Regions from separate parts of the Homo sapiens genome. Here region 1 is linked to region 2. The links are chromatin contacts, found by Hi-C in ENCODE. All regions are on one chromosome and are shown on one strand. The core of a region is the stretch at or near the end of the contact, and the rest is flanking DNA. Distances in the headings are between cores, read along the strand shown. Region 1 overlaps BCAP31 (B cell receptor associated protein 31). Region 2 holds the start of IDH3G (isocitrate dehydrogenase (NAD(+)) 3 non-catalytic subunit gamma).

Region 1 (2,908 bases), core at 152-2,651, 86 kb after region 2:
GTCCCAGGGCAGCCTGCACACGCAGCTCTGAGGTGTGGCACTTGGCAGGGTTGCCCATCGTGGAAAACCTGGGCTCTTCCCCTTCAGACTGTTCAGCTCAGTGCCAAGGGCCTGGCACATATGAAGGGCGCTGAAACATTTGGTGACTGAATGGGCTGTCCCGGGCTGACGGCGACAGCTTTAGGTGCGTGCCTGGGTTGAACTTGTTGGGCTTTTTAGCCAAGAAGCCCAGCTTTTCAGGTCTTAGGAGCTATGACAGTTTGTGAAGGCGGGTCCATCGGGGCCACCTCCAGGGGACCACACTGGATGAGCCACTGGTTTCCACTTGTGGAAGACTCCGGCAGTCGCTCCTGTTCCCTTCCTGCCAACCTTGCACTTCGGGGGCACAGCTAGCGAGAGGCCCTCTTGAGTCTTGGAGTGTGTTGGGGACGGCAGCTCCCTCTGGGCTGGGGTTTGTGTGTTCAGAGGACCTGCACTGCCTTCTCTGCCTTACTCAGCTTAAATGACGGTCAAGGTTAGGCCCAAAGTGCTGGTTAGCAGCCAGTCGCAGGAAGGCCCCTGTTTGTGTGGAAGCCCCCTGAATTTTTGCTGACCTGAACTTGATCCACAGGCATCTTTTGTTTCCTCTTTACCCCTCCAGGGTAGAATCCCATCGCTGCCATTAGCCCAGATGGAGCTGCCCGTGCTTCTCTGCTGAGCTGCTTTTTCTTCTTTTTTAGGTTGAGTCATCTAATCACAGACTACCTTTGCCTAAGTTGTCTTACCTCAGTCGGTTGCTCTCTACCCTCCAGCTTACCCCAAACCCCTCAGATAGCTGGTTTTAAAAAAGATACACAGCAAAACCCCAGAAACCCAGCTGGTCTGTGTCACTTGTTCTCAAGAAGAAGGGAGGACAGGCCAGACCCACACCTGCCCCTTTGCCCTGCGCTTAGTGCACTGTCCTCAGGATGGGTGAGCTCCATCTGGGTCGTGGGCTGGAGCTGCCACAAGTCATGTTCTCATTTGAAACGGCCTCCATTTCCCCCAGCTCTAGCCCTCCTCTTCCCGTCTTCTCCAGCGTCTGTGTGCTGGGAGGCTACAGGGAAGGCCACGCAGCTGTACCAAAATGGACTTGGGGCAGCCCTTTGGGGCAGCCTTCTCGGGTCTGCTCTAGGTGACTCTCCCAGTTGTAACCTGTTTTCCTGATTCCAGACTGGTGGGTAAGAGTCGCTGAGGGCAGTGGAAGCCCTGGTGTTAGTCATTCTTCTTCACTGAAGCCTTCCTGAGGCGTCACCTGACTTGCTTCCTTGCCTGGGCGCTGCCTCATTTTTTTTCTTCCACAGCTGGGGCGTGTTCACCCAGAGTCCACTGGCCACCCTGCGGTAGGCCTGGAAAGTCAGCAGGTGGCGCTGGGACACCGGCTTTCTGCCGGCTGGGGGCTGAGGAGTGAGCTTATGTGAACACCATGTGTATGCAGGGGCTGGGGGTTGAATGACTTGACTCGCCTGAAACCCGTCAGCAGGGCGGGCCGGGGGTGGCCACAGCATGGAATCTTTTGGTCGGGACTTGCTCCTTCTCCATTTCCTATTAAGCCCGTGTCCTCTTCCCCTTGCTCATGGGGGAAGACAGGGCTGCTGAAAAGTGCTTATGAGCCATGGCTCTCTCCATTTGATATGGTTGGCCCTGTTTCTCTAGTCTGTGGAGAGGTTCTGTTTCTCCTGCCTTCTCTGGTTTACTCAACCTTTTATAAAAGCACGATAGCCCTGCTCAGTGTCCAACAACATTCTATCAAGAAAGCCCAGTCAGATTGAGGCATTGGGGCTGCCATGTGTCTTCCAAGGCCACATCTGGATTCTGTTAAGTTTCGTTCACTGGCCTTTTTTTGGACCCCAGGCCATTCTATTGGTGACCACCCTGTATCTGTAGGAGTTGCCTTTGGCTCTTAGGTTCTTTCCTGTTTTCTGGAAATGAATAGCTAAGAACAGTGATTCGGGTAAGACTACTTGGGAGATCCAGCAGAGGCAGAAGCTAAAGGCCATGTTCGTGCCCTGTCCTGGGGGCCTGGGAAGCTACAAGGGAACAGACAAGCGCACGTTAACGTGCCTGAGTGACCCAGTGTGAGGGAGCGGGAAAATGTTCTAGAAGGCTGGCTCCCAGGCTGAAAAATGCCAGTGATCAGAGAGGACCTGGTCTGCATTGCTTGGGCCCTGGGTGGGGGTTGAGGGTGTGAGGATGCAGAGGCTGGAGCTCTGGGTTGTGCCTTCAGGTCGCGGCAGTGAATGTTTTTTCCCCCTGCAGCCATGAGCCTGGCTTGCCCATCAGAACGGGTCTGAGACGGCGCCTTCCCACTCCTGTCTTCTGTCTCCTCTGTTGCTAGACTGAGCAGCTCTGTGTCTGCCTCTGCCCCTCTTGGTGCCAGGCTCCCAGGTGAACACAGGTGCAGTCTAGGCCCAGGGAGATTCTGTCCAGCCTTACGTGCAGCCTCAAATCTGTCCCCTCACCTGTCAGGGAGCATTTCCTCTCCTGGGAGTGGGATCCAGTCATCTGGAAGCCCAGCCCCGCGCCCTCCCCCCCTTTTTTTTTTTAGCTATACTTGCTGGAGTGGGCGGAAGACCCCTTTTCAGTGTGCCAGGTATGGGAGTGCAGAGATGAAGGCACAGTGCCCAGCCTAAAGACCTTCATAGCCTGGTAGGGCAGCCATATAAACGGATGGCAGCCACGCAGAGAACAGAGAATGAGGTAGTTACATGCGGGTGCCTGGGGGGCTGCTGCAGGAGCCCCCAGAAGGCGTCCCTCTGATGGGGTGGGAGATCCAAAAGGGTTTCTGGGGGGAGGTGAGGATTGAGCTGGGTCGAGAGGACATTCCGGCCTGGAGAACTGCCACACAGAGCCAGGCGTGTTCCAGGAATGGTGAGGGGTTAGGTGTTAC
Region 2 (2,741 bases), core at 33-2,532:
ACAGCGTGGAGGCAGTTCTCAGGGGCTAGATCCCGCCAGCCCTTCTGTGTCCTGCCTAAGTTGGGCCTGCTTCCTGTGGCGCAGGGGAGCCCCCGAAGGGTTTTATGGCCAGGCTTGTCCTCTGGATACGTCCCTGACTATAGTTCAGGGAATTCCTGAGGGGCAGATGAGGAGTGTGCGGAAAGGGAGGCCAGTTAGGCTGCCAAAACGTTGCAGGCAGCAAGGCTACTGGCCTGAAGGACGGCAGAAAAGGGAATGTGGAGAAAGCCGCCCCTGTCCAGTCCTGGCCCCCGGGCCCGGGGCTGGCTGCTGCAGCCACCTCCTAAACACACTCTGGAGTTCAGACCTCAGCCCCTCACGAATGCAAATCGACGGGACCCCTGGTCGGCTCTGCCGAAAACTCTGGTAAGGGTAAGGCAGGGCCCTCCGGAAAAGCCAGTCTTCGGCCTGGCACTCAAGGCCCTGCGCACCTTTGGCTCCCCATCTAACTCGCCCCGCTCTTGCTCCCTCTCCTCACTGAGGTCCCTTCCTAGCTTATGTGGCTCCTCCAGCCCCGTTTTTGGCCGCGATCGCTCAGCGCTACAGAGCTTCGCTCCGGTCCGACCCCGCAGGGAGCGGGAGCCGGGACATGTGTCACGTTCCGTGCTGCAGCTTGGGGGCCGGGCGCACCATGGAGGCTCGGGGACTCCTCTTCGTATGGGCAGACAAGGAAAAGCCTGGCTGCCGGTAAACGTGCGCGAGGTGCTTTGGTCCCCCCGTCCCAAGGCCGCCTGCCTCTCGGGGGAAGGCCCGGCCCGCAGCGACGGACCCTGAAAGGCCGGACCCCCGCATCCCTCCTGCCCCCAACACCACCTGCCGTGGGTCAGAGGCTCGCAAGAAAGAAGCCCCGGCTGGGCCGCTACCTGAGCAGCGGGAGAGGCTGGACAGCAGGAGCAGCGCCAGGGCGCCGAGAGATGCCATCGCCGCCATCGCCTCTTCTCTGCCTAGAGGAAAAGAAAACGAGCTCCCATGAACACGAGGGGCAAACGAGGAAGAGCGACGCGTAAGTGGCAGCGGCAGCCAATCGCGCACCGAACGGCTGGGCCGGCATTGTGACGTCTCTGGCAGCACTGACGTGGCCCCTCCCTGAGCCAGGGGCCCAGCTGGTCGCGGTCCCCCCCTCAACATGGCGGCAGCGGTGCTCTAGGCGCCGGAAGGGGGCGTGAATCGGTGCGACCGCGCGCGTGCGCAGTACCGGGTCCGCGCCTGTCCCCGAAACTTCGCACCCCGTCGAACTCTCGCGAGAGCGGTATCTGCGTGTCGGGACGTGCGGAGGCTCTCACTTTCCGTCATGGCGCTGAAGGTAGCGACCGTCGCCGGCAGCGCCGCGAAGGCGGTGCTCGGGCCAGCCCTTCTCTGCCGTCCCTGGGAGGTGAGCAGGGAAAGAGCCACGGGACCGCGGCAGCGGTCGCAGGGGAGCGGTGGGGTAGCCGCACCCGAAGCAGTCTGGAGTCCGATTGGCTAGGGGCCCCACCAGGGGCGGGGAAAGGGCTTCGCGCCGGGGTTGATTGGCCGCCTCCGCTGTCACTGAGGGGATTGGCCGAAGTTGGCCCTGGACCGGCTCCCCCAGGGGGTCTGCATCGGGTGGCGGGGGGCCCTCCGGACGGGCCGGGAGAGTGGGCCACGGCGGCTGTCACCTCCTTAGTGTCCTTGAAGGAGCCCTTCTGAGGCAGTCACTCACGTATCCCGGCCCGCCTTTCTCAAACCGCTTCGGGAATCCGGTTCCGGGACTCAAATTTCTCCACGGTTTCCTCTCTCGTGGACCGCTTTGCCACCTATCCCGGTGGCAAAGAACCGGACTTTGCCAGTCATCCCCCATAGTCCCCCAGTCTTAGAGCCCCAGATGCCTTCCCCTCGAGGCGCCTGGAATGGGAAGGAGCTAGGGTTTCTGAGGCTGCGGGGGTTTTGCTTCTGCTCTTCTCCGTGTGCGGTCTTGCGTATTCAGGTCCGAGTCTTCTTTCCTTACACTTATTTAAGAAGAGGTTAATTTAGGTCCTAGGTGGGCTGGAAACCATCTGAAGCAGCTGCCAGCCAGCACCTGGCCCTGATGGGTAAGAGGTTTGACCTCTAGGCCATGCTCCCACACTGAGCCACTGCGTGGCCTTAGGCCATTTCCTCCTCTCTCTGGGTTCTAGTTTCCCCTTTGGAACCCAGAGGGGAGGAGACTTCATGTTCTCAAAGGATCCTGTCAACTCTGACCTTCCAGAACTCCGTGACTTTGCGGCCACTCCCCAGGGACATCTCTACTTGCCATGTTTTCTCCTTCTGACCTCTGGGGGAGACTGCTTGTGCCTAATGAAATTCTCTTGACGATGCTGACTTCTCCCACCTTGCTGCTGAAAGGACGGCAGTATATAGTGGCTTTCCAGAGGCTCTGATGGCTCCAGCAACTGGGCTCCTGTAGGCTCTTGGTGAAGACATGTGTGCCTCCTCCCTGACCTCCCCTGTGTGTGTGCCTGTGTGTGCGTTGGGGTGGGAGTAGGGGACAGTGAACGGTGGGTAGCTGGGCAGTGCCTTGCCCTGAGACTGACCGTCCTGGGTGTGAGAACCCTTACAGAGGAACCCCAGGTCTTGAATCCCACTGATTTGGACGCCATAGGAAAACATGCAGCCACCATTGACACATGGTCCAACAGAAATATGCCAAAGACAGAAGCCTCAGCAGGCATAAGATGTGGGGTGTGGATGTTCTTTCTTTCCAT

What was found. Hi-C counts contacts between places; a loop is a spot of excess contacts on that map. Pooled maps may share reads with other maps.
Region 1: a loop to region 2 is called in a pooled map, with 2.3 times the contacts of the local background. The contact joins the enhancer-like site here to the promoter of IDH3G in region 2. A Hi-C loop is called at or near these places in 1 of 50 pooled maps.

What each region holds. Positions count from the first base shown.
Region 1 is chrX:153,707,029-153,709,936 of GRCh38, reverse strand. The region is part of intron 4 of BCAP31 (B cell receptor associated protein 31); the gene reads left to right. Among named protein-coding and RNA genes, the nearest start is that of BCAP31, 16 kb to the left of the region's middle. RefSeq lists enhancers at 1,229-1,523, 2,511-2,908. Within about 2 kb of position 1,401, at least 3 of the 41 ENCODE cell types and tissues checked have a DNase peak (open chromatin) inside an H3K27ac peak, as active enhancers do.
Region 2 is chrX:153,792,916-153,795,656 of GRCh38, reverse strand. It overlaps IDH3G (isocitrate dehydrogenase (NAD(+)) 3 non-catalytic subunit gamma), which reads left to right and starts at 1,282. Exons shown (of 13, transcript NM_004135.4): 1 at 1,282-1,411. The coding sequence starts at 1,331. It overlaps SSR4 (signal sequence receptor subunit 4), which reads right to left and starts at 989. Exons shown (of 6, transcript NM_006280.3): 1 at 903-989. The coding sequence starts at 969. RefSeq lists enhancers at 1,033-1,292, 1,192-1,919 and a silencer at 1,583-1,732.